2 separate regions of the Homo sapiens genome follow, and region 1 is linked to region 2. A link is a loop called in an ENCODE intact Hi-C map of the cell type or tissue named here. Cell type or tissue: mammary epithelial cell. All regions are shown on one strand. Links, peaks and the distances in the headings refer to the core of each region. The heading gives the core; the rest is flanking DNA.

Region 1 (16,729 bases), core at 4,240-12,239, 130 kb before region 2:
GGTTAAGGAATTGCGTGGCCTGCTCATTTAATTTAGCATTGTGTTCAACATTTGAAAAAGCAAGGCACAATCCTCATAGAGTAGCCACTGTTAACAATAACGTCTGTGTCGAGGCAGTAAAAGAGAGCAATTGTGAGCAAAAGCCCAATTCCTAATTGCATTCTCAAAATGTAGTGTGTATAAAAATACACAAAAGAAATTATACAAGTAAATGTCTAATATTTGCATGGTTAGCAAAAGATTGCTCCCAACAAAATGAGAGTGGGGATGGGCAATGAGGTACACTTATTGTGTAAATTAATAAGAATCCATCTGTTAGGACTTTTTTTTTTTTTTTTTTGAGACAGTCTCGCTCTGTCACCCAGGCTGGAGTGCATTGGCACAATCTCGGATCACTGCAACCTCCACCTCCTGGGTGCAAGTGATTCTCCTGCCTCGTTCTCACAAGTAGCTGGGATTACAGGCATCTGCCACCACACCCAGCTATGTTTTTGTATTTTAAGTCGAGATAGGGTTTCACCATGTTGGCCAGGCTGGTTTTAAACTCCTGACCTCAGATGATCCACCCGCCTCGGCCTCCCAAAGTGCTGGGATTACAGGCATGTGTAAAGCCATTTTTAATTTCTGCATTCTGTTCTACCACATGTTCATTTTGATGCATTAGTCTTATGTTACTCCAGCCCATTAGATTGTCACTGCATTCTGCATATTTTCACCATCATTGCTGGTTCACAATAGATCTGAGTTTAACAATTAAGAGCTTTCTTTCTTGCAATCAGCTTTGGTGTAATTCCTCATTCCTTGTGACAGTACTATTGACATGATAGCCATATTTACCCTAGTATGTAAAAAACCCATACCAGCCACATGCCAAAGGGAGGAATTAAGAAGTGAGTGGAGTATCCCTTCTCACAGTTGAAATTGCATATGAGCAAGAAGGATGTGAGTACTATATGAGCTGAAATAAGAAAATATTTGCTCCATTGTTCTACTTTCTTACAGTAGCAATTAAATATTTATTAAGCTTTTATTATGTTCTGGTTTCTGCTAAACACTGCAGAAATACCAAAGAAATGATCACCTATCTGCAAAGATAAGACTAGTACATATGAAGTAATTATTTAGAGCAACTGAGTGCTAAACTTGAAGATGTTGATCATAGGTCTGCCACGACTGAGGCAATCAATCCTTAAGCACTAAGAGCCAGCCCATCCATTCACCAAGGAACATGTGAGAGAAGCATGGCCAGGTCTTTTCACGCTTATCTAACATTGAGATGGCACCTGCTCAAGTATATTACATCATCAGCAAGCACAGGGGCTTCAGTCCTTGCTCCAGTGCTATCTTGGTTTTCCTGAGGATATCCGTGTCAGCATTTTCCATGATTTTATTAATGAGTAATATTGCACATGGAGAGCAAGAAAGGTAGCTTTGAGACAGCATCCACAAGAAAGAATTCCAAACCCCGAGTAGAACGGCAAGAAGTAAATAGCTCCCCAGCCTGGTTTCTGGTTTCCATGGATGAAACCAAAATATGTTTAAAACCTAGACATTCAGGAAACAACTTTGCAGACAAGGAAGGAGGAAGAAAAAAGAAAAAAACAGCTAGCAAGAAAAGAAATGCAAGCAAGAGGCCCAAGGAGACTTCCTCCGAGTCAACAGATTTAATAAGATCTCTTGTATTTGTATGACTAGCCTTGCTAGCTTTTGCATACTGATAGGTCCTATCAGATTATAACTCAGGTTAAACACATTCCTATTATTCCTCTTACAATACAGGGCTTGGTCCCATGAAGAGTCCCCCTTAAGTATTTCTAAGAGTCCTAGGAGATGGCTCCTATGTGCACAAAACACGCCTCTCATGTTCTTCCATTTCACTTACTCTCATGGGCACTAGTTGCCTTACCAACAGTATTGGTGCTAGTCTCTGTCTCTCCATGAAATCTGCACTGTCTCCTGAGGTTCCCAAAGACAGAAACCCTGGAGGTTCTAAAGCCTGGTGCAGAACATTTGTATTAGTCCGTTTTCATGCTGCTCATAAAGACATACCAGAGACTGGGAAGAAAAAGAGGTTTAATTAGACTTACAGTTCCACATGGCTGGGGAGGCCTCAGAATCATGGCAGGAGGAGAAAGGCACTTCTTAACATCGTGGCAGCAAGAGAAAATGAGAGAAAGAAGCAAAAGCGGAAACCCCTGATAAACCCATCAGATCTCGTGAGACTTATTCGCTATCACAAGATAGCACGGGAGAGACCAGCCCCCATAATTCAATTACCTCCCCCTGGATCCCTCACAGAACATGCGGGAATTCTGGGAGATACAATTCAAGTTAAGATTTGAGTGGGGACACAACCAAACCATATCAATGTTCTTTTCCTTTCTCTGGGTCATACTTTTTCTATTAGGAATAAACACAGTGCTCCCATGTCCCTGGGTCTCACAGAGTCCCTCCTGCAGCCCCTCTTCTTACCTGGCTCAGAAAGGAGTTCATCCAAGTGGGCTGCAGAAACACTTAGGAGTATTAATAGCTGATGCTTATGTAGCACATATGTGCCATGTATATGCTAAGTAGACTACATAAATTAACTCAAAACACCCCTGAGAGGCATTGAGCTACTAACATCCCCATTTTGGAAATGAAATTTGGGTACAGGAGATTAAGCAACTTGTCTGAAGTTGCCACCAGCTGCTATGTGGTAGAACTGGGACATGACCCCAGGCCCTCTGGCAGTAGAATCTGTGCACTGAAACGCTACTGCTTAACAAATGTCAATTCATCCCTTGGCATTCCTATTTTTCCCTCAGACCCTCTCCCCTCCACCAACAACATGTGCACAGAAACGACTCTCTTCCAGTCAAATACCCAGTAAGAATAAATTTCTTGGTGTACTGATTCTAGCTGAGACCTTTACTAAACAGGCATCTTCCAAAGTTTATTTTTCCTAGCAAAAAAAATTTTTTTTTTGAGACAGAGTATCACTCTGTCATTCAGACTGCAGTGGTGCAGTCATAGCTCACTACAGCCTCAAACTCCTGGGCTCAAGCGATCCTCCCGCCTCAGTCTCCTGAGTAGCTGGGACTACAGACACACACCATTATGCCAGGCTAATTTTTAAAATTTTTGTAGAGATGGGGTTCTCGCTTTGTGGCCCAGGCTAATCTCAAACTCCTGGGCTATTCTTCCACTTCAGCCTTCCAAAGTGCTGGGATTACAGGTGTGAGGCACTGTGCCCAACCTCAGTGCAATTTAAAAACAATTCTCTTGAGCCCCAAACATCATGCATTCAGCCATTAACATCCGCTTATAACTTGACTTATATGTCAGATTTCCTAGCTCTTCTCTTAGCACTAGTTAGTTATCATAAAAGGGCAGAAAAGTCCAAAATAGGGGCCAACTATGCAGAATGTACAAACTGTGGCAGGACTCTACAGTGGGGACTGATGGGAGGCAGTGGGAAGCGGCAATAAGGCACAGAGGAGGGGAAAGGCAGACAGGTGACAAAACAAACATCCCAGTTTATTTTCTACATGTGGCCAAGGGACCAGTTGCTGTTATGATGCTATAGCCAAACCTGATTTTTTATTACCCCAAGTCCCTGGGCATTAAAAATAAACAAGTCTGGCTGGGCATGGTGGCTCACGCCTGTAATCCCAGCACTTTGGGAGGCTGACGGGGATGGATCATGAGATCAGGAGTTCAAGAAAAGCCTGGCCAAGATGGTGAAACCCCGTCTCTACTAAAAATACAAAAACTAGCCAGGTGTGGTGGCACATGCCTGTAATCTCAGCTACTCAGGAGGCAGGAGAATCACTTGAACCCAGGAGATGGAGGTAGAAGTGAGCCGACATCACACCACTGCACTCCAGGCTGGGCAACAGAGCAAGACTCTGTCTCAAAAAAAAAAAAAAAAAAAACACAGAAAAAAACAAAAAGAAAACAAGTCTACTTGGTTCCTACCTTCCCCAGCCATCAAAATGCATCTTTCTCTTCCTAAGACAATTCCAAGGAACGCTTAAGTTAGAGTTCATAATTTCACATGTAATAATTTGCAAGCAGCAGTCCAAATGGATCTCAGGTGCAGCTTCTATAAATGGTAAACTCTCAAGGCTTGCCAGCTGCAGGTGTGTCCTGTAAGCAAACCGGTTATAAGAGCAATTCGTTCTGTGAAAGATACTGCGCGATGACTTCTCTGAAAATATCCCATGGAATAAAAGGGGTTCTGTTTGTGCAGAAGCACAACTGACAATTGCATCCCAATAGAAACATTAAAAACAAACAATCTAATGGACATTTGAAAGAATCAGAACTCTCCTGAGAGCCTAGTAAATCCAGGTGCATACTCTCAGCTTGTGCTGTGGGGCCCAAGAAGAAAAACTGGGCAGTAACTCAGGTTGGCAGTTTTGCAGGGGGAGATGAGAGGCCTCTAGAGGGAGAGAAGCAGAGATGATGACCAGCAGAAGCATCCACATCTGTGCAGCAATCAAAACAGTTGGATGGGGTCGGGTGCAGTGGCTCACACCTGTAATCCCAGCACTTTGGGAGGCCAAGGCAGGTGGGTCACATGAGGCCAAGAGTTCGAGACCAGCCTGGCCAACATAGCGAAACCTCATCTCTACTAAAAATACAAAAATTAGCTGGATGTGGTGGTGTGCACCTGTAATCACAGCTACTCAAGCTAACCAAGGCTGTGGCATGAGATTTGCTTGAACCCAGGAGACGGAGGTTGTGGTGAGCCAAGATCACGCCACTGTACTCCAGCCTGGGCAGCAGAGAAAGACTCTGTCTCAAAAAACAAAACAAAGGTGGATGGGAGTGAGCTGATGGCTACGTGGCAGGGTCCCCTTTCTGCCAGGAGCAGGTCATCATTTCATGACCTCTGCTTCCCTTTGATAGTTTTATTCCTCTCCCTACAAACACTTCTACCTCTGCCTGGCATTCCAGGCATTCCTGCCTGCTGTCCAACAGGCCAGGATCCGCAGACACTAAATCAACCTCATGACACCATTGCATTAACAGTGGGGCTCCTGAGATGAAATGAGGAGACAATGTTGTTTTCTCACTTGGCCATTCGAATCCATCTTTTGGGCTGGTTCTTCCTCTACTGTTCAGATAAAAACTAAGATGAATCACTTAGCTCTTAGTCACTGTCAAATAACAAAAAGTCTTCCGATGATGTCATCATTAAAAATTAGTCTCGGTTCAGTGATGAATATGTCCAGTCTAGTGCAATAAGTAAAACTGTAATCTTCATTAAAAGTTAAAGTCTTCCCTCTCAGCTAAGGTCTGCACAGGAACAGGAGGCTTGTGGCTTCTCTCTCTCATTTCTGGCCTTCCACTCCCACAACTGGACACCCCCTCACTTAGGTGCTTCTGGTTCCCAGGGACTGAATTCTCCAAAAATCCTCTTCAGCCATTCTAATTGATGCCAGACACTTTTATGCCTTTCATGTGGGCAATGAATTAAGAGTTGCAAAACTGGCTTTGACCCCCTAAATCATTGATTCATTCAACCAATTCATTAAAATATCCATTTGACTTTTTGATTTAATAATTATTTATTAAATATCTGCTGTATGCTGAACACTGTGCTAGATACTGCAAGAAGACACACTCCCTACCATCCAAAAAATTTCCCTGTAGTTCAGATGAGAAAAGATGTACACAATTAGACCACAAGACCATGTATGCTAAGGGCCTTGTTGTCCGTGAGGACAGTAAGTGCTACAATAAATCAGCGAAGGAAACTGCCCTTTCCATTGGGGAGTATTGGAGATGACTTTACGAAGAAGTGGGATTTGGTTTTTTGTTTTTGTTTTGTTTTGTTTTTTTGAGATGGTGTCTTGCTCTGTCACCCAGGCTGGAGTGCAGTGGCTCGATCTCGGCTCGCTGCAACCTCCACCTCCAGGATTCAAGTGATGCTCCTGCCTCAGCCTCCTGAGTAGCTGAGATTACAGGCACCCGCCACCACACCCTGCTAATTTTTGTATTTATAGTAGAGACAGGGTTTCGCCCTATTGGCCGGACTGGTCTCGAACTCCTGACCTCAGGTAATCCGCCCACCTTGGCCTCCCAAAATGCTGAGATTACAGAGGTGAGCAACTGCACCCGGCCTGGAAGGGGGATTTGAACTTGAATCTTAAAGGCTGTGTAATAATAGCTCAATCGATGTTTTACATGCATATTATTACTTAATCTCTGTAACAACTTTATGAGGTAGGGACTATTATTATCTGCAGTTACACATAAGAAAATTGAAGCATAGCAATATCAAGTAACACGCCCAAGTTCACATAAGTGGGAGGTGAAGTATCAGAGATTCAAGTCTAGAGCATGGGAGAATTTTCCAGAATGAGAGGTAGAGGTGGAAAGTGTTATAAACTGGAAAACAAAGGGAAGAAAGATACAAAATGGTCATGGTGTGGATTAACATGACATCCCATTTTGACATAAGGGAATAATCTCAGGAGGCCTGTTACTGCTTAACAGGCAGATGGAAGATGACTTGAAGAATTAGATGAGGCAGTTTGGACTCAGTCATCTCCAAAGTGAGCAGCCATTAAGCACCTTTCACAAAAGAGCACATCCAGTAGGTGCTGCTTCCATCTATGTTCTCCCACTTCCCCTAGTGCTAACTGCATGAAATTTTCTTCAGCTCAACCCTGTCTTCATTTCACCTCTTTATTTCTTTATTTTGGAAGCAGGATTTGATCTAACAACTCCTATATGAGGAGAGTCTCTATCTGCACAGTTCATTTTTGTTACTTTCCTTTTCCGTAATTAGATAAATAAAAATGCCCATCAAAAGTCTCCAGTAGGGGGCTGGGCACAGTGGCTCACACCTGTAATCCCAGCACTTTTGGGAGGCTGAGGCAGGTGGATCACTTGAGCCCAGGAGTTTGAGACTAGCCTGGCCAACATGGTGAAACCCAGTCTCTACTAAAAATACAAAAATTAGCCAGGCATGGTGGTGTGTCCCTGTAATCCCAGCTACTCAGGAGGCTGAGGCAGGAGAATCGCTTGAAGCCGGGAGGCAGAGGTCGCAGTGAGCCGAGATTGATGGCACCACCGCACTCCAGCCTGAGCGACAGAGCAAAGACTCTGTCTCAAAAAAAAAAAAAAAAAGGTTTCCCAATAGGGAAGGCTGCTTGAGTTTAATCTTTTAGTGTGTTTGGGGGCTGGGTGCAAAAAGTGAGACGTCTGAGAGAGGAGGAAGAGTAGCCAATATTAAGGGATAAAATAGCTGGATGACCTGGAGGGATAGAGCTGTCAAAATGGAAGAAAAATTCATTTATGTGCTCAGGAAAGACAGTAGCTTATGATTTTCAGTGGGCCTTAGGAACTGTAATCTAAACTGCCATTTAGCCACAAGGATGCCTTTTTATTTATTTTTTAAATTGCAAATTGCCTATTGCTATGATTCATAGAGTGATGTCCTTATACAATGATGAAAACTAATGGTTTTTCTTCAAAAATCAACTTCAAAGTGCTGCTCCTTCATCTCTCCTGTGTCACCATTTCCCCTCCAAGCCAATGTCTACCCATATATGCTTTTCATCCCGAAAAATAGTCAAATGCATCACTAAGATTTGGGTATCTAATAATTCCCCCCAACTCCGATGTATTTGACTAGACTCCCTGACTACTACTTTTTTTTTTTCTAAATTAGAAAGAAACGAACAAAACAACAAACAACAAGTGTGAGACAGCTGGAGAGAGAATGAGTTAAAACTTCAAAACTCGAGTGTGCAGGCTGTTCCTGGGTCTGGCCCTGTCATTGTAATTCCTGTAGGGGTTCCTATAACTTCTCCTGTGAGTAAAGTACAAGAGGGAATTCTGAAAGCATTAGACACAAACTACTTGATATTTTTCCATGTGGTTTTCACCACTTCTTAGAATAGGTATGGTCTCAAATTTTGGATTCTTTCTTCAGGCTTTTTTTTTTTAAATAACTTTTGAAACCCTGTTTGTGATTTCTAAAAAGAGCAGCAAATGTTTCAAGGAAAAAAGGAAAAAAAAAAAAGGTACATGAGAGGCCAATCTAGGAGATTTACAGTGAGGAGCTGATGAGTTCTGTAAAAGTTGTGTTCAGCTCTGTTTCACCTGTGAGTTCCTGTACTTTTTTCTTTTTGTAATCACAATTATTATCCTGTAGCCACATGATAGGAAATGCTGTTATAGATGAAACAAAGACAGGCAGCATCTGGGCCACAGATTAGATAATAATGAAATTCTTTGTGGTTGACAAGAGAAAAATAATGGGTAATACAAAACTGTAATCATATTTTTCATGCATTAGCTACCTATAAATTGCATACCCTGAATATAAGCTGTTGCTGTGAAACTTTAAATGTTTAAGATTAAAAAAATGAACAAATCAGAGCTTATCATTTCAAGTCTCAATTTTGTGTTTTTCCCACAGAAATATACTCTAGGTTTCCAGAAAGTTCTCTCGAATTTTTGTTAATGGACGTCCAAAAGGTACCTGAGTTGCCTGCCCTGGCTTCTTTTTTTTCTTTTGAGACGGAGTTTCATTCTTTTTGCCATGGCTGGAGTGCAGTGGCGCTATCTCAGTTCACTGCAATCTCCTTCTCTGGGGTTCAAGGGATCCTTCTGCCTCAGCCTCCCCAGTAGCTGGGATCACAGGCGGGCACCACTAACGCCCGGCTAATCTTTGTATTTTTTGGTTGAGACAGGGGTTTCACCATGTTGGCCAGGCTGTTCTCGAACTCCTGACCTGAAGTGATCCTCCCGCCTCGGCATTCCAAAGAGCTGGGATTGTAGGCACGAGCCATCGTGCCCGGCCACCCTGGCTTCATCTTTCACGTTTATAAATAGGCGTGGCCGATTGAAGACTGCACAGATACAACTGTGTACCAGAAAGTATGACTGCAGAATTTTCTTTTCCAGAAACTGCAGTGGAGCCCTCCTGTGGCTAATTTAATCCAGCCAGTTTTCCCTGATCTAAGCAGAAAAACGTATAAAGAAGCAGCTGTAGCTGCCGCCGTCGCCTGAGGGGAGCGAGAAGAGGCAGCGGCGACCAGGGAGAAAACGCGGAGTCCCCACCGGAGAGCAGCCGCCGCCAGACAGCCGCCCGCCCACCCGTTCGCCCGTCCCCCTGCCGCATTCACAATGCAGCCTGCTTTTGCAAAGTGGTACGATCGAAGGGACTGTGTCTTCACTGAATCTTGTGTTGAAGACAATAAGGATGTTAATGTAAATTTTGAAAAATCCAAACTTACATTCAGTTGTCTTGGAGGAAGTGATAATTTTAAGCATTTAAATGAAATTGGTCTTTTTTACTCTATTGATCCAAATGATTCCAAGCATAAAAGAACGGACAGATCAATTTTATGTTGTTTACGAAAAGGAGAATCTGGCCAGTCATGGCCAAGGTTAACAAAAGAAAGGGCAAAGCTTAACTGGCTTAGTATGGACTTCAATCATTGGAAAGACTGGGAAGATGGTTCAGATGAAGACAGGTCTAATTTTGATCGTTTCTCCGAGATGATGAACAACATGGGTGGGGATGAGGATGTAGATTTACCAGAAGTAGATGAAGCAGGTGATGATTCACAAGACAGTGATGATGAAAAAATGCCAGATCTGGAGTAAGAAATATTTCATCACCTGGATTTTGAGAAAGAAAATAACTTCTCTGCAAGATTTCATAATTGAGAGAATTCCTCAGTTGATAGCCCTAAAGGCAGATGCTGTATTTGCCTACTTTAACCCATTTTTCAACCTGTTTGTTTTTTAAAAGGCTTCACTAAGGGTTTATATGTACCATTGTATGGAGCAATTTGAAGTCAGCTAAGGCAATAACCTTATGCATGAACATTTCCCAGACTTTCATGAAGCTGTTGAGGTCCTAGGCAATTGATGCAGCAGTTGTGATAAATAAAAACATCTCACCTAAGTCTCCTTTTCTTCATAACATAGATACTGACGTGATAGGAAGCTCTGGGCTTAGGTAAAGAGAACAAAATTTTAGTTTATAGGGGAGAGAATGACATTACTCCCCAGAGCACAGAGAGTGCACACCCCCCTGTGATATTATTCATAATATCCAGGGAGGGAGAGGATGACATTAGTCTCCATATCGCAGGGTGAGTACATTCCCCTTGTGATATTGTTCGAAATATCCAGGGAGGGGGAGAGGATAACATTACTCCCTATATAGGAGGGGTGTGCACCCCCCTGTGATATTGTTTATAATATCCAGGAAGGGAGAGGGTGACATTACTCTCAATATCACAGGGGATGTACCCCATCCCGTGATATTGTTCATAATATTCAGGGAGGGGGAAGATGATATTACTCCCAATATCGTAAACACCCTGTGTGTACGCCTTCTGTAATATTTTTCATAATATCCAGTGGGAGGAGAGGATGATATAACTCCCAGTGTTGAAGGGGGTGTACAACCCCCTATGATATTGCTGGTAATATCCAGAGAGGGAGAGGTTGATATTTCTGCCAATATCGCAGGGGATGTACACTCTGCTGTGATATTGTTCGTAATATCAAGAGAAGGAGAGGATGATGTTACTCCCAATGTCGCAGGGAGTGTACAACCCCTGTGATACTGTTCGAAATATCCAGGGTGGGGAGAGAATGATATTACTCCCAATATCATAAAAACCCTGTGTGTACACCCCCTGCTGTATTGTTCGTAATATCCAGGGGAAGAGAGGATGATATTACTCTCAATATTGCAGAGGGTGTACAGCCCCTTGTGATACTATTTGTAAAGAGCAGGGGAGGGTAAGATGATGCTACTCCCAATATTGCAGGGTATGTACATTCCCCTGTGATATGGTTCCTAATTTCCAGGGGGAGATAGGATGATATTACTCCCAATATCTCAGGAGGTGTACATACCCCTGTGATAGTCTTCGTAATATTAACTAGAACAGAGGATGATATAACTGCCAATATCACAGAGAATGTACACCTTCCTGTGATATTTTTCATAATATCGAGCGGGGGGAGAGGATAAAATTATTCCCAATATCACAGGGGGTGTACACAACACTGTGATATTGTTTGTAATATCCATGGGGGGAAAGGATGATATTACTCTTAATATCGCAGGTGGTGTACATTCTCCTATAATATTGTTCATGATATTCAGGGTGGAAAAGGATATTACTCCCAATATCGCAGGGGATGTACACCCCCTTATGATATTGTTTGTAATATTCAGGGTGGGAGAGGATATTACTCCCAATATCGCAGGCGGGGTACATTCCCCTATGATATTGCTCATAATATCCACGGGAGGAGACGATGATATTTCTCCCAATGTAGCAGAGGGTGTACACGCCCCTGTGATATGATATACAATATCCAGGGGGGAAGTGAATGATATTACTTTCAATACGCAGGGGGTGTACACGCCCCTGTGATATTGTTCGTAATATACAGGGGGAAAGAGGATGATATTACTCCCAATATCCCAGGGAGTGTACACCCTCCTGTGATATTGTTCGTAATATCCAGGGGAGAGAGGATGATATTACTACAAACATCATAAGGGGTGTACATCCCCTTGTGATATTTTTGAAATATCCAGGGGGGAAAGAATTATGTTGCTCCCAATATCACAGGGGTTGTACACCCCCCTGTGATATTTTTCATAATATCCAAAAGGGGAGAGGATGCTATTACACCCCATATCGCAGGAGGTGTACACCCCTCTGGGATATTGTTCATAATATCCAAGGGGGAAGAGTATAATATTACACTTAATATCACAGAGGGTGTACACCCCTATGTGATATTGTTCGTAATATCTAGGAGGAAGAGGGTGATATTACTCCCAATATCGAGTGGGGTGTGCACCCCCCTGTGATATTGTTCATAATACTCAGGGTGGGAAAGGATGATGTTACTCCCAATATCGCAGGGGTGTACACCTTCTGTGATATTGTTCATATTTTTCAGGAAGGGAACGGATAATATTACTCCCAATATCACCCGGGATGAACACTCCCCTCTGATATTGTTCGCGTTATTCAAGGGAAGAGAGGATGATACTACTCCCAATATCGCTAGGGGTGTACACCCCCCGTGACATTGTTCATAATATCCAGGGGAGAAGAGGATGATATTACTCCCAATATCCCAGGGAGTGTACAACTTTGTCATATTGTTCGCAATATCCGGGGTGGGGAGAGGATGACATTACTCAACAATATCGCAGGGGGTGTACACCTTCTTGTGATATCGTTCGTAATATCCAGAAGGGGAGAAAATAATATTACTCCCAATATCGCAAAGGGTGTACAGCCCCCTGTGACATTGCTCATAATATCCAGAGAGGGAGAGGACAATATTATTCCGAATATCACAGGGGTGTACATCCCCCTGTAACATTATTTGTAATATCCATGGGGAGAGATGATGATATTGCTCCCAATATCCCAGGGGGTGTACAGGCCCCTGTGATATTGTTCGTAATATCCAGGGGAGGAAAGGATGATATTAATCCCAATATCGGAAACATGCTGTGTGAACACCCCCCAGTGATATTGTTTGTAATATCCACAAGGGGTTAGGATGATATTACTCTCAATATCGCAAGGGTTGTTCACTTCCAATTGATACTACTTCCAATATTGCAGGGGGTGTACACCCCCCTGTGATGTTGTTTGTAGTAATAAAATGGGGAGAGGAAGATATTACACCCACTATCAAGGTGGTGTACACACCCTTCTGATATTGTTGGGAATATCCGGGAGGGAGGATGATATTACTACTAATATCGCAAGGGGTGTACATCCCCCTGTGAAGTTGTTCGTAATATCCAGGAAGGGAGAGGATGATATTACTCACAATATCGCAGGGGGTGTACAACCTCCTGTTATATTGTTCGTAATAAGCAGGGAGAGAGAGGAAGATACTAATCCCAATATCGCAGAAGGTGTACACCCTACCCCATGATATTCTTTGTAATTTTCAGGGAAGGAGAGGATGATATTACTCCCAATATCGCAGTGGGTGTACACCCCCCTGTGATATTGTTCATAATATCCTGAAGGGGGAGAGGATGATATTATTACCAATATCACAAACGGTGTACACCCTCCTGTGATATTGTTCCTAATATCCACGGGGAAGACGATGATATTACTCCCAATATCATAGGGGGTGTACACCCCCCTGTGATATACGTCATAATGTCCAGAATGGTAGAGGATGATATTACTCTCAGTATCGCAGGGGGCGTACACCCCCCTGTGATATGGTTCATAATATCCAAGGGGAGTGAGGATGATATTATTCCAACTATTGCAGGGGGTGTATACCCCCTTTTATATTGTTCCAAATATCCAGTGAGGAGAGGATGATATTACTCCGAACATCGCAGGGAATGTACACCTTCCGGGATGCTGTTCGCAATTTCCATAAGGGGAGAGGATAATATTACTCCCAATATCATAGAAGGTGTACTCCACCCGGTGAAATTGTTCGTAATATCCAGGGGAAAAGAGGATGATATTACCCCCAATATCCCAGGGAGTGTACACCCCCCTGTGATATTGTTGGTAACATCCGGGGAGGGAGAAAATGATGTTGCTCCCCATATCCCAGGGGTTGTACACCCCCCTACGATATTGTCCATAATATCCAGGGGGGAAGGGATGATGTTACTCTTCACATCATAGGGAGCGTTCACCCCCCTGTGATATTGTCCGTAATAACCAGGGGGCGAGAGGACGATATTACTCTTCATGTCACAGGAAATCTACATGCCACTGCGATATTGTTCATAATATCCAAGGGGGGAGAGGATGATTTTACTCCCCATATCAAAGGGGGTATACACACCCCTGTGATATTGTTCATAATATCCACAGGGAAAGGAGATGATGTTCCTTTTCATATCGAGGGGGGTGTACACCCGCTACGATATTGTTTGTAATGTCCGGATGGGGGGGAGATATTACTCCCAGTATCGTAAACATTCTGTGTGTACATCCTCTGTGATACTGTTTGTAATATCCAGGGTGGCAGAGCATATTACTCCCAATATGGCAGGATGTGTAAACCCTCCTGTTATACTGTTCCTAATATCCAGAGGAGGAGAAAATGATATTACTTCCCATATCGCAGGGAGTGTACACTCTCCTGTGATATTGTTCATAATTTTCAGGGGGTGGAAGGATGATATTATTTTCAATATCCCAGGGGGCCCAAACCTCCGTGATATTGTTTATAATATCCACTGGGGGGGAAATGATATTACTCCCAATATCTCAGGGGTTGTACACCCCCTGTAATATTGTTTATAATATCCAGGGAGGGAGAAGATAATATTGCTCACAATATTACAGGGGGTGTACACCATTCTGCAATATAGTTCATAATATTCAGGAGAGGAGAGGATGATATTACTCCCAATATCTCAGGGTGTGTACACTCCCCTGTGATATTGTTTGTAGTATCCGGGGAGGGGGAGAGCATGATATTACTCCAAATATCACAGGGGGTGTACACACCCCTTGTGATATTGTTCCTAATATCCAGGGGGTGAAAAGGATGATATTACTCCCAATATCACAGCAGGTGTACACCCACCTGTGATATTGTTGCTAATATCTAGAGAGGGGAGAGAGGATGATATTACTCCCAATATCGCAGGGGGATGTAAACCCTTCTGTGATATTGTGTGTAATATCCTGGTGGAAAGAAAATGATATTACCCCCAATATCGCAGGGTGTGTACACCCACCTGTGATATTGTTCATAATTTCCGGGGGGAGAGGATGATATTACTCCCTATATTGCAGGGGAGTGTCCCCCTCTGCGATATCAAGAGTAATATCCTCTTTTGGCCTGGATATTAGGAGCAATATCACTCTGTAAGTGTACATCCCCTGCGATATTGAAAGTAATATTATCCTCTCCCGCTTTGGCTATTAGGAACAATATCACAGGCTGTGTGTACACAACCTACGATATTGGGAGTAATATCATCCTCTCCCCCCCTCGATATTAGGAACAATATCACCAAAAAGGGTGTACACCGCCTGTGACATTAACAGTAATATCATTCTCTCCCCCCAGGACATTAAAAAAAATCACAGAAGAGTGTAAACCCCCTGCAATATTGGGAGTAATATCATCCTGTTACCCCCTGGATATTACGAAGAATATCACAGGGGGGTGTGCACTTCCTGCGATATTGTTCGTATATCATCCTCTCCCACCTTGGCTATTATAAACAATATCACAAAAGGTGTGTACACCCCCTGTGATATTGGGAGTAATATCATTCTTCCCCCCCCTGTATATTATGAACACTATCACAAAGGGGCATACACCATCTGCGATATTGAAAGTAATATCATCCTCTCCCCCTCTGGATAATACAAACAATATCACAGTGGGGTGTTCCCCCCCTGTGATATTGGATATTGACAGTAATATCATCCTCTCCTCCTCCCGGGTATTATGAACAATATCACATGGGAGTGCACACCCTCTGTGATATTGGAAGTAATATCATCCTCTCCCCACTTGACATTACGAACAATATCAGAGTTGGGTGTACACCCTCTGCGATATTGGGAGTAGTATCATCCTCTCCCACCCTGGATATTATGAACAATATCACAGGAGAATGTACACCCCCTGCGATATTGGGAGTAATATTATTCTCTTTCCCCTAGATATTACGAATAATATCACTGGGTGTGTACACCTGCTGCGATATTGGGAGTAATATTATCCTCCCCCTCGGGTATTACGAACAATGTCAAAGGTGAATGTACACCCCATGCGATATGGGGAGTAGTATCATCCTCTTCCCTTTTGCATGTTACAAGCAATATCACAGGGAAGTAATATCATCTTCTCTCCGTCTGTGTATTTCAAACAATATCACAGGGAGGTGTACACTTTCTGCAATATTGGGAGTAATATCATCCTCTCCCCACCTGGATATTACGAACAATATCACAGAGGTGTGTACACCTCTTTCAATATTGGGAGTAATATCATCCTTCCCCTGCCGCTGGATATTAGGAATAATGTCACAGGGGTGTGTACACCACCTGCGATATTGGGAGTAATATCATCCTCTTTCCTCCTGGATATTACAAACAATATCACAGGGGGTCCACATCCCCTGCGATACAGGGAATAATATCATCCTCTACCCCCTTGGATATTATGAACAACATCACAGGAGGGTGTACAGGCCTTGCGATATTGGAGGTAATATCATCCTCTCCCCACCTAGATATTACGAATACTATCACAGAAGGGTGTACACCCCCTGTGATATTGGGAGTAATATCATCTTCTCCCCCACTGGATATTAGCAATAATATCACAGGGGGGTGTACAGCCCCTGCGATATTGGAAGTAATATCATTGTCTCCTCCCCCCGCCCCGGATATTACGAACAATATAACAAAGGGGGTGTACACTTTCTGCGATATTGAGGGTAATATCATACTCTCCACCCCTGGATATTACAAAGAATATCACAGGGGGGTGTACACCCCCTGTGATTTTGGGAGTAATATCATTCTCTCCCACCCCTGAAAATTATGAACAATATCCCAGGGGAGTGTACCCTCCCTGCTATCTGGGGAGTAATATCCTCTCCTCCCCTGAATATTGCGAACAATATCACAGGGGGTTGTATCCCCCTATGATATTTGGAGTAATATCACCCTCTCCTCTCCTGGATATTACGAACAACATCAAAAGA
Region 2 (16,729 bases), core at 5,894-13,893:
ACAAACAACCCCATCAAAAAGTGGGCAAAGTATATTAACAGACACTTCTCTGTTCATAAAAAGGAGACATTTATGCGGCCAACAAACATACAAAAAGACTAATAACAGTCAAAACTTTTGAATTCAAAAGATGGGTTTCTGGGTTTCAAAAAGCTTTAAGTAAAAAGGCTTAGGGGTTTCTGCAACAAGCCTGATGAAGAACCAACTTTACCTAACTATATGAGGATTGCTGGGGAGGAGAAAAAAGGGAATCAAGTAAACAAGAGGTTAGAACTATTAAACTGGTGACTGGCTTCAGCCTTTTATATTTTCTATAAGTGAGATACAGGTAAGATCATACTAGCCACACTTAAAAGTTGATTTTTTTATTCATACTTCCTAAAAATTATTTCACATCATTAAATGCACATGCACATTTTCTGTGACTTCAGATAACTATATTTGTCATAACATATTATAATTTATTCATTTTACTTTATTTTTTTAGAGATGGGGTCTTGCTCTGCCACCTAGGCTGGAAAGCAGTGGTGGAAACATAGCTCACTGTAGCCTCAAACCTAGGCTCAAGCAATCATCCTGCCTCAGCCTCCCAAGTAGTTGGGACTGCAGGCAAGCACCACCACACCTGGCTACATACTACAATTTAAACAAATCTTCAGGTTGGTTTGCCATTATGAACATTATCTAACATATATGTATCTGCTCAGCCATCCTCTTTTCCAGTTAATTTTTACGATTTTAAGTCTTTTCTTATTCTCGACTTTTTCTCCAACCCCACTACCAGATATCCAATACTAATAACCAGGTATATTTCCAAACTTAAAATAATCATATTATCCATTTATTATCGTCACATTAGGTTTATTATTTATGTAATAGAACCTGATTGTTTTGCCCACTTGGTATCTCCTTCCCCTTCTTCCTATAACAGAACCCAATTATTTTAAGGAAACTTCTGTCCCTCACTGCATGCAGTCCTGGTGAAGGTATCAATCAAGATACCTTCTCCTCCCCAGCTAAAGAAAACACATAGATCCAAGTTAGACCAATCAAACTGTGGCTCCTAGAAATGTAAATCTTGAGCACAGTGTTAATCAGAACCAATTAATTTTAACAGCTGAAGCTTCAAGAGGACTTAGGATAATTCCATAGTTTCTGCTACCTAAATATCCAGCTCTTGGATGATAAGAAAGTATGACCTGAAAGTTAGTAGCTTCCAAGTTTAAGACAAAAAAAAAAAAAAATCAAAAACTTTTTTGGAGGGCTGACTACCGGATGCCAGTGACTACTATTCTACTACCTAACTCTACTATCTCCTGGCTGAAAAACAGTAACAAAAAAGACTGGAAAAAAGATCACTTTTCTTCCAGGTGGCCTAGTAGAGAAATTCCATGACTTTACTGCACTTTGAGGTCAGAAAGACCTAGAGTCAAATTCCAGCCCTGCCTCCCGTTAGTTCTGTGATCCAGCGCAAGTTACTTATTAACCTCTTTGAGTACCTTGGTTTTGTTACCCACTTCTACTAGAGTATTGTATGTGGACTGGAGACAAATTATGTAAAACATTTAATACTATACTTGACAGATAGTAGAAAAACAATAAACACAAGCTATTATTTCTGCTCAAATATTTGGGTATTTAAAATTTCATCAGGAAAGCCACGTGTAGTGGTGCACACCTGTAGTCCCAGCTAATCAGGACGCTGTGGCAGGAGGCTATATCATCTGAGCCCAGGAGTTCAAGGGAGCCTGGGAAACACAGTGAGATCTCATCTCTATTTAAAAAACAAATAACAAACAAAAAACAACCCCCTCTCACACACACAATTCAGCATGTTGCATTATATTACTCATATGACTAAGTTATAATATCGCTTAACCAAAAGACTAACAATATGACAAAGACAGCAAAAAAAAAAAAAAAAAAAAAAATGTCTGGCCGGGCGCGGTGGCTCACACCTGTAATCTCAGAACTTTGGGAGGCTGAGGCAGGTGGATCACGAGGTCAGGAGTTCAAGAGCAGCCTGGCCAATATGGTGAAACCCCATCTCTACTAAAAAAAATCAGGCGGGCATAGTGGCATATGCCTGTAGTCCCAGCTACTCGGGAAGCTGAGGCAGCAGAATCACTTGAACCCTGGAGGTGGAGGTTGCAGTGAGTGGAGGTTGTGCCACTGCACTCCAACCTGGGCGACAGAGCGAGATCCATCTCAAAAAAAAAAAGAAAAAAAAGTCTTAAAAATTTGGACAATGAGTTCTTCTACAACTGTATATTGAGCAAAAATCCTGTATTTTTAACAGATAACTTAATTCATTATGCCTGGTATGGACACAGAAACAAATTCCTAAAATGCATCATTCATGCATCTCATAGTTCAGGTATTACCAATACTGAAATACCTCCAGCAAGCAGGAAAAATTATCCAATCGATGAACTAAAACTGGCTTGCAACTTTCTTGTAAAAATAACTCTACTAAGAAGATTGTTTTGCCTTATTTTAGTTTTTCCAGAGACAGGGAACTTTATAAAGATCAAGCATACCTATGGAATACAAATCCATTATTTCCTAATATGTGTAATCTAAACATAAAGACTTAAATTTACCTGTAGGAAAATTACTTAAAATTATTCATTATTCTTTTTCCAACTGAGTAACAGCGGTTAAAAAGAAAAAAAAAAGGATTCATTATTCTTTAAAGAAATATTTTTTCTAGTGAGGAAAGAATAGTCTTTTGAATAAATGATGCTGGGACAACTGGCTATTCACGTGCAAAAGAATGAAACCGTACCCCTACCTCACACCATATATAAAAATTAGCTAAAAATGGATCCTAGATCTAAAGAGCTAAAATTATAAAATACAGGAGTAAATTTTTGTGATCCTGAGTTAGGCAGGTTTTTTAGATATGACATCAATGCAAAAGGGACAAAAATAAAAAAAATAGATAAACTGAACTACATCAGAATTAAAATAATCTTTCCCATGTAGAGGCCACTGTTATCTAGCTCATGTCTAATAATAACAGTAAGAACAGCTAATTTTAATTAACTTAATGTGTACCAGACATTGTTCTCAGGACATTACATATATTAGTTCATATAATCCTCACAACAACACAATGTGACAGATATTATTATCTCCACTTTATAAATTTGGAAAACAAGGTGTCAAGAGTTAAACAGGCCCAAGGTCACACCGCTAGCAAGTAGTAGAACAGGGATTCAAACTCTAGCACTTTGATTCTCAAGTCACTAAAATAATTTCATTGTTGGTTTACATGTATACTTTAAGAAATGTGGACAACCTTCTCTCAGAGTAGGTTAAGAACTATTACGTGATGCCTTCTCCCAAACACATATGTATATGCACTTAGCCTTTGGACAATAAATACAATCTTACCCTTCACCATCACCATCCCTCTTTGCCTTTGGTTGCAGTCCACTTTTTCCCATATTATTTAAAATGCTGCAATAGAAAATTGCAGAAGTGGTGAGCACTGCTTTGCTCCCAGCACTCACATCCTTATGCTTTAGCAGAAGTTTACGATAGTAATGCATCCCCATTCTTACCCTCAGTTGTTCCCGACATCTTATGCCACAGGGTGTACCTTTACCCCAGGTGTACTTACAAACAGGTTTTCAAACTTTTTCTTAGCTTTTGAAATGTTTTTCAAACATGAAGTGGAGAAATGTTTCTCACTGACATAGTATATAGATATGTACTTAAATAAAACCAAAGTTTAGTAAACAATGCTTACTCTTACTACTTGGTATATACTGATATTTTATTTTGTTTTTTTAATCTTTCCTTTTAAAATACTGGTCACAAGTCAACTGGTTTCATGATCAACATGTTAAAACTTGAAGTTTGACAAACACTGAACTAGAAAAATATAGGCATTAATAAAATTGTCTGCTTTCCCAAAAATACAAATATAATTTTACCCACAAGCTTTCCACATATATTTGCTGAACTGAACTTAAAAAAAAAAAAACAACACAACCTTAATTGCTGCGCCTTAAACTGAGCTTATTAGTAAATATCACAGTGACACTGGCAGGAGCCTAAGCCTTTTCTCAAAGGGGTTTATCCAAATAATAGTTTTACATGAAAAATGATGCATATAGTTATTTAAAAAGAGTTACTTATTACCTCTGTGATCAATCTCCAAAGATGTGAAATGGTGATCCTCGTCATTTAAGTTCATAATGCAGATTACTGTTACATAAGACACACATAAAACATATGAACCTTTTTAAAAAAATTATGGAAGGAAGAGGCAGAAATCCAAAATACTATGTATTCCTTCACAACCTATTTGCTTCTGTATGTTAAGAGCAGGAAGTCTAGCCCCAGATGGTTTTTTTTTTTCTCTCTCTGTGACCCTACTGATAAGAAATGGCCATCCTGGTAAGGGATGGGAAAGTAAACGTTCTAAGTTGATAGTGGAAGTTCCAGAATGTTAGCAGACTCCAAATCAAAGATTAAAAAGGTAATGGCAAGAATAGTGCCTCACATTTAGCAGGTGGTCAATTAAATGTCTACTGGGTAAATAAATAGCAAAAAAGAAGCATACGCTATTAAAATTTGTTCAGCCATTCAGTCATATTTAACTGTCTAAACTGCAAAGACTTGCAAGTTAATGCCAAATCTCAAAGAAGTTTACCAAAGATACACAACCAGGCAGCAGCAATACTAAGCCCATTACTCAATTCACTGTTTTCTTTTCTGTTCTGTTGCCACCTCAAAATAAAAAGCCACATCCTTAGTTAGAGATGATAAGGTGGATATTAAGACATCTGTGTAATTGGAAACAAGTTCCACATTCAATTATTATGTCTGCAAATATGATGAGCTGTACAATACATGAATAAAAAGGTTTATAAAATTTGCTAAATTTCATATTTCATAAATTTATAAAATTTGTTAGAGAAACTAGAGTAAATCCATTTTATGACCTAATTAAAGTTGCAAAGGGCTACAAAGAAACTAGAAATTAAACATATGTTAACTTAAAAACAAGAAACAAAACCTTAAAGTTCAATTTAAACTACCAGTCTCCTGCATAAACGCAAAGCAGAAACCTCGATGCTGGGAAAATAGCCAAAATTACAAACTTAATCAATGCGGCAGGAAATCTGTTCACACTCGGAAATCTTGATACAAAGCATTTCTGACAAGCCATGAGATGGCATAAAATTAACCATACTAAAGTGTCAGCTATTTTTAGAAAATCAAGCTAGAGGTAGTAATATGAACCAGATTTTATTGAAGATTTGAAATTCAGATACTGTGGGAAAAGTACATTTAAAAACAGGCTTTGTTTTATACTACTGTTGTAGAAACAAGGAGTTTCTGACACCAAATAAAGAATCTTTAGTTGTTCCTTTAATTTACAGACACTTAGATGGATTAATTTTTAAGAAGAGGTTTAATTTTCTAGTTGGATAAAATATTAGGGCCAATAAAAATATAATAAGTATCTGAATCCTAAAATCATTTTACAAAGAGCCTGCAGAATGTCCCTCTGGCAATAAGAATATCATATAACACCTGGATTTTCAAATAATGTGCAAAAAATGATACTTTTCAAAGGGAAGAAAAAGGAACAAACCTCTATTATAATAGAAACCCAAAAAAGCTTTATTTAGATACACTGCTGAGCTAATGAATGTCAAGAAATAATTTCAGGGAGAAACTTGAAAAAATAAGACCCCAAACTTTTATTTCAATGGCAAAGCGACACTTTTTGTGGTTTAAGCCCATCATTAGTCCTCTAGGATCTGCCACTCTTCCAACTTCCACCTTTCTACACTACCCTCTCTACTGACTCACAACAAAGCTGCCTTTGTTGTATCAAAACTAATCCAAGAGCAACACACTAGGCATTTCCTCCTGTTATCGCATTTACTCATTTTATTATATCCACCAGGAATGCCCTATTGAGTCCCCTGTGTATGTGAGAACAGTCTACTTTGATAACACTTGTCAAAAGCAGACTAATCTGTTCTTGGGACTTTGGGGGAAGAAGAGATTTCTATCATTTCTATCGTTCACTAGAAATTTACTAACTTCCACAGGATTCTGTCTGTGTTTAAACTTCTTATGCTTCTACCAGACTTAAAACACAAGTTACTATGAAGATACGTGTAGAGAGAAGCAGTTTAGCCTCATGATTAAAGTATGAGCCAAATATCTGGATGGAATTCTGACTTTTCCTTAACAATTCCTTACCTCAGTCTTGTCAACTAGAAAATGGGGATTATAACAGTACCTACTTCATAAACTTGTGATGAGGATTTAAATAATTTCATACACATAAAGCACTTAGAACAAGCCAGGCACAGTGGCTCGCACCTGTAATCTCAGCTACTTGGGAGGCCAAGGCAGGAGGGTTGCTTGAGCCCAGGAGTTGGAGACCAGCCTGGACAACATAGTGAGACTCTCCCTAAAAAAAAAAAAAATTTTGTTTTTTAAATTAGCCAGGCAAGGTGTTGCAAGCCTGCAGTCCCAGGTACCAAGGAGGGTGAGACGGAGGATCTAAGCCCAGTAGTTCAAGGCTGCATTTGCTATAATCACTCCACTGCACTCCAGCCTGGGTGAAAAAGTGATACCTCTCTCTTAAGAAAACAACAACAACAACAACAACAACAACAACAAAAAAACCCACTTAGGACAGTATCCAGCTAACAGGAAATTCTAATAAATATTAACTATTATTAATATTACTATTTTTATAATTCTCCACAGCACCTAGGAGTGCCATATGTGTGTGTATATGTATATATATATATACACATATACGCACACACACACATATATATACACACACACACACACACACACACATATATGCTCACTCTGAATGAAACAATTAAATATTTAAATAATTGTTAAAGGCCCCTCATGGAGTAAATGGAGGCTCAGGCCCAAAAGATCAAATCCATTATAAAGGGTTGGTAGAAGAAAGAAATTTGACCTCTAAAACTACTTAAACATCTTGAACAAATTAAGAAGAAAAAGTGTAAAACTAACAGTCCAGATAAGCCAAGTCTTTTTTCCTGATAAAAAAGGAAGAGACATTTTGAGAGAGCTTGATTGTTTCTATATAGGAAATCTACCCCTAAAGATGGCTATTTCTGAAATGTCATCTTAATTTCTAATCTATCAATAGTATATCAAACTAATTCTAATTTGAATCTACTTATACTTCCAGACTTGACATTATTTACTTAAATAGGAAGCTTCACCATTTACCATCTCGCCTTGAAAAGTAGTATTAAATTCAATTTACTCAACAAAGGTAATCCTTGGCTATAGCACTCAGGGATTTACTAAACAGATCCATGTTTACTTTATTGATATCCTTCACAATTTTATACTTTATCTGCCTCTTCACTATCAGGCTGAAGATCAATTTTAATCATTATAGTTTTGTTCTTCCTCACAGGGAAGCTGATTCAGTTTTTTCGATTTGTTAGCTGCCTGTCTCCATCAATTCCATTGTGTTGACCCATGGCTACAACAGGTCATAAATTATGGACAAAAAATAACATCTTACGCATAGACACTAGGATACTACAGTATGTTTGAGGTAATACAGTACAGTCACGAAAGCCTAATAACTGACTTATCTCTACTACACATACACAATGTTACTTTCAAATAACAATGACTTATATTAATAGAATAAGTCTCATCAAGGGATAAAGAACCTATTTGAGCTGCCAAGAGTGGGACTGATTTAGATCCTAAGCAAGATTCTTAAAGGATTATTTATGAAAGTATAATAGAAATAAAAAGCTTACGTTTAGGTAATATCAGTAACCATGCCTACTCTCACATAAGTTTTGACTTATTTCTTATTATTTGCATATTTTACACTAAGACAGTCCATAAGTAAGTTCTGTCAAAGACTGTTAAGCTTCACAAAAGGAATTTAAATTTCTGAAGCCCAGGTATTCTGATCTATCATCATTAACAACCAAATGTTGTAATAGCATGAGGAAAATACAGTCTGTCTTGTTTTACAGTTTAATTACTGATTAGCAAATAATGTGACATTTGAACAGTCACTATTCATTCACCTTGCTTCCTGTTTAAAGAACTCCTTACCAGAAAACTGATAATCAGAACATAGGAAATAGAAGAATTTATGATCGTAACATTAAGAAAAAAAATTTAAAAAGCTCTGGGTGGTGTGATTACAAGAAATTATTTTCTTCTTTATGCTTTTAGATATTTCTTCCAAATGTTCTAACATATACATATACACATATATCAAAATTTTATTAAGAAGGTAACTCTGTAAGAGAAAGCACAATGTATGTAACATGATCCTTACACAGCTTTTCTCAAAATGTAAAAAGCAAGTTTTTACTAACTACAGAATACTGCAAGATAAATAATGCTACAACTGTTCAGACCCTAAAATAGTGTGTAGCAGACACAATGCAACCAACAGACATTTGTTGAATACATTATAATGTTTAAATTATAGTGGAACTTAATACTAAAAAAAAAGTGTTATCAGAACACAAAGTATATTTTAAATAAAGCAGGCTAATTATATTAGAAAAACATTATTACTTCCTTATATACTTACAAATAAAAGTTTGGGTTAAATCATAAGGTGAGTTTATAATATCATGCAGTAATTCAAACTAATGTGGCTCAAAAATGAAGTCACATAAGCTAAGAGATTTTTCTTGAAGTTCAATTTTTTTCTAGGACAACAAATGTCGACCAGTCTGTTTTTCGAATAAGCAATTAAACAAAAATGAAAAAAAGGGTAGTAATTAACATGCAATTAATTTTAAGGAGACTGAGGAAGTGCCTGCCAAAAGATTTACAGGCATGCTGGGTGCTCTTCTGCTTTTCACAAACCAATATTATTTTTTCTGACATTTAGTCAAATGTGTTTTATCATATCAAATTTCACAAGATACCTGTGGAAGACAATGTAGTATGTTACTCAGCCGAAATACATATTAAATAAAAAGTATTAATATAGAAATTATTCATCTTTACTATCATTTTAAAATGTTCTAAAATGTAGGTAAAGCTTTTGCTATAAATTTACTTTGTGGTGTAAAATCTACATGGTAATTGGCAGCAGCTAAAATATAATGGTACATAGGCACCTGATTTCTCTGTGTAAATTAAAGGAAATGTAAGTTTTCTGAAGGAAGAAAAACATTACTTTTTAGATGCCAACCAACACGACTTTAGTTGGCTGTAAAAGCAGATTAATTCATTTTCAGAGTTAGAAAGAAGATTTTCATGCAGAAGATGGAGTCGGAGCCCGACGTGATCTGAAGCAGTACTAATCTGCACAGAGAAAACAATCAGGGATGGCTACACAACCATTCAGAAGGTTGCATTTTCCCCTTACTAACAACCCAGGGCAACTAAACAACGTACTGCAGTATTTAAAGGACAAACGAGAACCAGTTTAAGCTAGAGGACCGCCCAGCCGCATGCAAAACATACCAACAGAGAATTCACAGCAAGGGGATAGTATTACCTCTTTTATGTAATTCCCTCAGGGGAATACTGTCTCCTCCCCCGTCATAAGGCAAATAAGGGTCGGAAGAAGCATCCATGATTAGAATTTTTAAATAGAAGAAGAAAAAGAAAAAGAAAAAGCTTGCTAGCTTAAAAAGAAAGTGACATTTCTTCCATCCCTGCTGCAGCAAGCAAGGGAGATGCCATATTTGATGAGGTTAAAACTGTAGTTCGACTCGCTGAAGCAACTGGGTTCTTCCACAGTGGATGATGTCATCAAAGGGAAATTATTGCAGCCTGGTTGCTAGTGGCTACAATCTAGCAAGGCTTAGAGGCGGCACAGCCTTCTTAATCAGGTCCTGCTACGTATGACAATGACTAAGCTCCAAGTACAACACACAAAACTGGTTTGAGAATTTTGAAACACTCACAATACAGCTTCGGTAGCATCAGTGGTAACTACAGTAAAACAATAGAAACATTATTTCTTTTGGTTTTAAGATAAATATAAAGGGGAAAAAGTAATACAGAGATGTAAAAAGGAAATTTTGAATGCAGACAATGCCCTTTTTCATTTCTAATGTAGAAAAATGAGAGCAGCACTCTAGTAAGTTTGTGTGGTTTTACGAGAGAATGTACTAGTTTTATACAGTAATGTCATGTGAGTCATAGCCATAAAAAAACTACAATATGCCAAAGGTTTCTCAAGAAACTTGGTTCTAAGTCTATTAAAAATAAAAAAAAAATACTCTATAATACAGCAGCCTTTCATTGAGGATTTAAAAACCGAATAACTGAAGAGTTGAATAGTGTTTTATCCCACTCACCAATCTCCTCCAGCGGCTTCTTGTTTCCTTTCTTGAAGGAACTAGCTAGTAAGACATTGTAGCTTTTGAGGAGAAAGAAAACTATCAACGTACTAAGTAACTTTACTATTGTATGTGTCTAAACTACGCAAAAAAGAGGTTTACTAAGCAGAGGGCTTTCCTATCTCTACTAGCTTCCTATTTTATCTCATAAGGGTTTTGTGTTTTTAACTTTTAGCAAAAATGTGTCTCAAAGTGAGGTACTCAACTGTTCTAGAAATTGTTATAAAATTCAGAAATTGTCTCTTTAATAGAAATTTTTATGAAGTTCAGAAATAAAGCAACTTTCTTGTTTAAAACTGTCATTAAAAACAAAAACAAAAACCGCACAATGCTTATTGAAGATCAGAGTTCAATATTTTATAGCTACCTCTGAGAGGATTCCTCTAGACTGGGAGATTCTCCTCCTGAAATGCCTGTTACACAGTGTCACTAAACAACAACAACAACAAAAGGTGTTGTTCATTAGAAGCAATTCCACAGAACTCAAGGGTTCTATAAAATTTGTTTTCCTAAAGTATTGAATGAGACAATCTCTAAGGTCCACTCGAACTGAAAGTGTTTACATGAAAATTGGAGGTGAGAGAAGGAAAGAGAAAACTCAGAGGGCAGTAAAGAGAAGAGAGAAATTCTCTTCAATTTGTGGAGTACTAAATTTTACTTATTTAGGGTCTTTTTAAAAAACTGTATAGGTTAAATCAAGTTTTTATATTTTAAATCTCAGATAAACAGAGCTTCTTATAAAATCTCACCTGAAATTTGGGAGACAGGGTTCCAGGAAAGGAATATAGACTAGAATTACTGCCACAGGAATATTCTATCTTATCCTGATTCTAGCTATTAAAATTTTTGATAGGATAGTAGGTGATTTTTTTCTTTATTTTCTGTATTTTTCAAATATTCTTGGCAATTTTTTCTCCTATGCTCCTTCCTGCACACTGAGCCAATAGTTTTTTTAAACAAGGAAAGCTTTGACAAAGGCTAACTGTACTAAATTAGCTCAATGTAAATTTGGGAGTGTGTGGTTCTTTTATATGTTTTACCACCATATAATTTTTCTAAATATATAATTGTATGGCATTTATAAAGGATTTTGTTTTTATACCATTCATGTTCTTATATGTCTTTACATAAAAAATGAAAATCTATCCACAAGTTTTCCCGGTATTTGTAGGCACTCTCTTAACTTGTTTTTCCTGATCTACAACTTGATCATAAAGAATGAAAATGACAGTCAGCACTCACTGATGGGGGAAATCCTCCCGGTAAAATAAATACTGACAATGCTTCATATTGTAAAAGTTTTGTAGCCATATTTGAATTATTTTTAAAGATAAACAATTGTGTGTATATATAATATATATCTATATAATTATATTTGTATAGAATTAAGTTTAGAATAAAACACATCAAGCCCTTAGCAATTGTTATCACTGAGACATAAGGTAGAGAGGTTGAGGAGTACATTCAGTGTTTATATAATTCCACACTGTTTAAACAAATATATTACTTTTGTAATAATAAACCTAAAAATCTTTAAAACTTCAGAAGTAAACACATCTCTTGTGTTTATGGGGTCCACAACTGCCACTTTCTTAAAGTAAAAGAATCAGTACACAGGTTAAGTCCAATCACAATTTAGAAAAGCACAAGGTAGACTGGAAGATGTGGCAAAAGAGGACTTTGACACATAAGAGGACTTTGATAGAGACTTTTTATTACCATATTAACAAACTGAATTACAGTCAGGGTGGAGCCCAGATAGAGAGAGAGCAGAAGACAAATTCAAGAATTCCTAGGCATAGCTCTGGAAAAATGCTCAGGATGAATTCTAAAGAACCAAAATCACAAGTAGCACACATGAAGCCATCAAAATTCAAAAGGAGAAGTTATTTTTACTTTCGAACGCACCCTCCACTGTAATCTCAACTTGATGTGGAAATCTGGATAAATCACAACCTCTCTGGGATGTCTCTGTATCTACAAACCAGGAAGGCAGAATAGATGATAATAATATTTTAAGAGTTCTACCTTTAAGCCGCCCCTTGTAACAGTAATGATCTGAGAAATCTACAATATTAGAAGTACTTAAATTTTAAAACAATAAAAATAAATTTTAAACAATTTTTTGCCTTTAAATCTACCAACTTATAGAAAATACAGGAGCAGAGAAACATGTTAAATTATAGCTCAAAAATGTAATCAGGAAAAAACCAAACTAGGAAACAAATGACCTGTTTTCTTCAACAAATACAATTTAGTAAGGAAAAAGGGAGAGAGGGAAACCTACAGAATTTTTTTTAAAAAGACTTAAAAGATACAGCAATACAATTTTTTAAGAAACAATTGGGGAAATGGGAAACACAAGATATTTGATTTTAAGGAATTATTCATATTTTAAAATAATGACCTTTAAAAGAATCTTAATCTTTTAGAAATACACAATATACATGTATATCTACCTACCTATATAAATGACACAATGTTTCAGATTACAACATAATTGAGGGAGTAGAAATGAAACAAAATTGGCTATGAATTGATAATTAATTAAAGTAAGTGACCAGGATGAAAAGGTACACAATATTCTTCTCCATATGTTTCCATGTTTTAAAATTTCTTCCATAATGAAAAGATTTTTTATTTGTATTTATTATTTTAGAGACAGGGTCTCACTCCAACGTCCAGGCTGTAGTACAGTGGCATGATCATAGCTCACTGAAGCTTCGACCCCCTAGCTCAAGTGATCCTCTCACCTCAGCCTCCCCAATAGCAGGGAATACACACGTGTGTGCCACCATGCCTGGCTAATTTTTTAATTTCTTTTTTTGTAGAGATAGGTCTTACAACGTTGTCCAGGCCCACCCAACACTGTCCACTGCACCAAGCCAAAAAGATTTTTAAAAGAATGCTTATAAATAAAACCACTTACATGAGATAAACATTAATAAAAAATTACAACCTTTACCCCTCTAATTAATAGAAGCAGGTTAAAAACTGTAGTTTACAATCCATCAGTATGGTTGTAATATGGTTTGGATCTGTATCCTCACCCAAATCTCATGTTGCATTGTAATCCCCAATGTTGGAGGCGGGGCCTGGAGGGAGGTAACTGGATCATGGTGTGGAGCCTACATGAAAGGTTTAGCACCATCCACTTGGTGCTATCTCATTATAGAGTACTCATGAGATCTGGTTCTTTAAAAGTGTGTAGCACCTCCCTCACTGCCCTCCTTGCTTTTGCTCTGGCCATGTAAGACATGCTAGCTTCTCCTTCATCTTCCGCCATGAATGTAAGTTTCCTGAGGCCTCCCCAGAAGACGCTATGCTTCGCGTACAGCGTGCAGAACTGTGAGCCAATTACATCTCTTTTCTTTATAAATTACCCAGTCTCACGTATTTCTTTATAGCATCATGAGAAGGGACTAATACAGGCTGCTTTAAGTTTACATTTGGACACACTATATGGCACTAAACCTTAACTTGCATTGTCAGTCATTCTCCGAATCAAAATGCATCAGAGAAAAAAAAAAAAGATACAGCAAAGCTTTTCTGGGGGACAATCAATAAACTACACAATTAGTTGTAAAGTTATTGAAGCCCTAAAGAAAGAAGAGGTGGAAATTCTTAAAACTGACAAGCCAGAAAATAAATGGAAAAAACAAAATGGTTTTATAATATTCATACCTCATAAACATAAGAAGTTTTAGTTTCCAATATAGCTATCCGGTTACCCAAATAACATATCACAGGAATAAAAATATGAAGAGTTTGCTTTCACAGACATCACACAATTGGCCCAGGCATGGCGGCTCATGCCTATAATCCCTGCACTCTGGAGGCTGAGGCAGGAGGATCACTTGAAGCCAGGAGTTCAAGACCAGACTGGGTAACATAGGGAGATTCCCAGATTCCCGTCTCTACAAAAAATTTATAAAAATGAGCTGGACATAGTGGCACATGCCTGCGGTCCTAGCTACGCAGGAGGCTGAAGTAGGAGGATCACTTGGGCCCTGGAGGTCAAGGCTGCAATGAGTCATGATTGCACTACTGCACTTTGGCCTGGGCAATAGAGCAAGACCCCATCTTAGAAACAAAAACAAAAAACATCACACGATGATCAATTTTTCAAAATCAGAACCAAAACCGGCAAACCTGTTTTAATGCCTAAACAATTCCTTTTGAAGGAGTTTCTCAAATATTCAGGCATGAACATAAGCTAATATAAAGACTAAGCAAAAAAAGATTTTAAGAGTTCTAAATTTTAGAAATATTTAAATCCAAATATGCCACTATTTACCTTAAGTGGAACCAAACTAAATGTTCCAATTAGAAAATAAATGCTACCTAATTGGATTTGAAAGTTCAACTATACAGTTCAAGAGTTTCAACAAAACAAACAGATGCAGAAAGACTGAAAGTAAAGAGGATAAAAACAGTATAATATGCAAACTCTAATCCAAAGAATATTGGGAGTTATATTAATATCAAAGTAGATTGTAAGATAAAAAACTATAATTAGAAATAGAGTTATTTAAAAAATAAAAGTGGTTCAATTCACCAGGAAGATATAACCTAATAACATAAGATCAAAGTATATAAAGCAAAAATTGACAGAATGACAAGAAGCAGTAGATAAATGTGCAAATACAGTGAAAATTTTTAAAATACTTAATAGAAACAAACAAGGAGAATAATCAGTAAAGAAACAGAGTATTTTCATAGATTAACAAACTTTACCTAATGGACATGGAGAGAACACCATAACTGAAAACTTCACATTATGTATTCTTATAGCATACATGGAACATTTACAAAAGTTGACTTTTTTTCTGGGCCACAATGCAAGTTGCAAAAAATTTCAACACACTGTAATTACATAATGCATATTCCCGGACCGCGATGCAATAATGTTATAAATAATTAAAAACAGCCAGAAATTCCTCATGTGTTGGAAATTATAAACTGAACTTCTAAATAACCTATAGCCCAAAGTAGACTCATTATAAACGTTAAAAATGATTTTTAAATAGTGATAATAAAAAAGGCATATGGCATAGAAATAAAACAGTATCTGAAAAAAAATTTATAGCTTTAAATGCACTTAAAGGCAAGTTAACTGAGGAGCTAACCATCCAGTTCAAGAAATTAGAAAAAAAACTCATCAAAATAAACTCAAAGAAAGTAGAAGATCAGAAATTAATGAAACAGAAAAGAAATACATAATAGAAAAGAACAAAAAAGGCAAACCAATTCATTGGAAAAACTAACTATTGATAAATCTACAGTGACACAGATTAAGATGGGGGAGGGCAAGGGGAGAGAAAGGAGAACAAGAGAGAGGAAGAAGGGAAAGGAGGAGGGAAGGAGAGGAGGGAATAGGAGAAAGGAAAGGAGACGGAGAAGAATTGGGAAAAAGAGAAGAAAAAGACACACAACCATTATCAGGATGAAAAACCAATAGTACAAAATGGGGAGTCTAGAAATAGGCCCTCCTATATATAATGAGCCCTTCATATATGTATCAGAGGTGGCACTGTACAAGAGTGGGTAAAAAATTGTTTTCTAGTAATTGATGTTGGGACAACTGGCTATCTGATATGGTTTGGTTGTTTTGTCCCCTCCAAATCTCATGTTGAAATGCGATTTCCAGTGTTAGAAGTGGGCTTAGTGGGTGTTTGTTTCATGGAGGTGGACCCTTCATGAATGGCTTGGTGCCCTCACCATGATAATGAGTGAGTTCTTGCTCTGTTAGTTCACAACAAAGCTGGTTGTTTAAAGGAGCCTGGCATCTCTCTCATGCTGCCTCTCTCACCATGTGACACGCCTGCTTCCACTTCAGCTTCTATCATGATTGGAAGCTTCCTGAGGCCCTCACCAGACAGAAGCAAATGCCAGCACTATGCTTCCTATACAGCCTGCACGACCTCTTTTCTTTCCTTTTTTTTTTTTTTTTTTTTTGAGACGGAGTCTCACTCTGTCACCCAGCCTGGAATGCGGTGGCATGATCTAGGCTCACTGCAACCTCCACCCTCCGGGTTCAAGTGATTCTCCTGCCTCAGCCTCCTGAGTAGGTGGGATTACAGGCGCCCACCACCACGCCTGACTAATTTTTTGTATTTTTAGTAGAGACAGGGTTTTATCATATTGGCCAGGCTGGTTTCTAATTCTTGACCTCAGGTGATCCACCCACATGGGCCTCCCAAAGTGCAGGGATTACAGGCTTGAGCCACCGCACCCAGCCAACCTCTTTTCTTTATAAATTGTCCGGCCTCAAGTATTCCTTTACAGCAATGCAAAACAGACTAACACACTATCTATATGAGAAAAAAATGAATACACTCTAACACATACAC

What was found. A loop is a pair of places that touch in the nucleus more often than their neighbours do. Peaks named below come from ENCODE experiments on the same cell type or tissue, not always from the same donor. Only the 100,000 strongest peaks of a DNase experiment are listed, where the experiment ranks them.
Region 1: it touches region 2 in a loop (4-fold over the local background); 2 of 110 quality-filtered maps call a loop at or near these places.

What each region holds. Positions count from the first base shown.
Region 1 is chr4:169,784,106-169,800,834 of GRCh38, reverse strand. It overlaps the pseudogene PTGES3P3. Among named protein-coding and RNA genes, the nearest start is that of HPF1, 35 kb to the right of the region's middle. In mammary epithelial cell, for the core only: a CTCF peak has its summit at 8,929 (motif pointing left); DNase peaks (open chromatin) are centred at 5,154, 8,904 and 9,574; H3K4me3 peaks cover 657 bases.
Region 2 is chr4:169,653,246-169,669,974 of GRCh38, reverse strand. The region is part of intron 2 of CLCN3 (chloride voltage-gated channel 3); the gene reads right to left. Among named protein-coding and RNA genes, the nearest start is that of CLCN3, 41 kb to the right of the region's middle. RefSeq lists silencers at 5,743-6,037, 9,283-9,342 and enhancers at 9,643-9,742, 8,925-9,797. In mammary epithelial cell, for the core only: no CTCF peak of the experiment used is centred there; a DNase peak (open chromatin) is centred at 9,834; H3K4me3 peaks cover 1,302 bases; H3K27ac peaks cover 3,391 bases.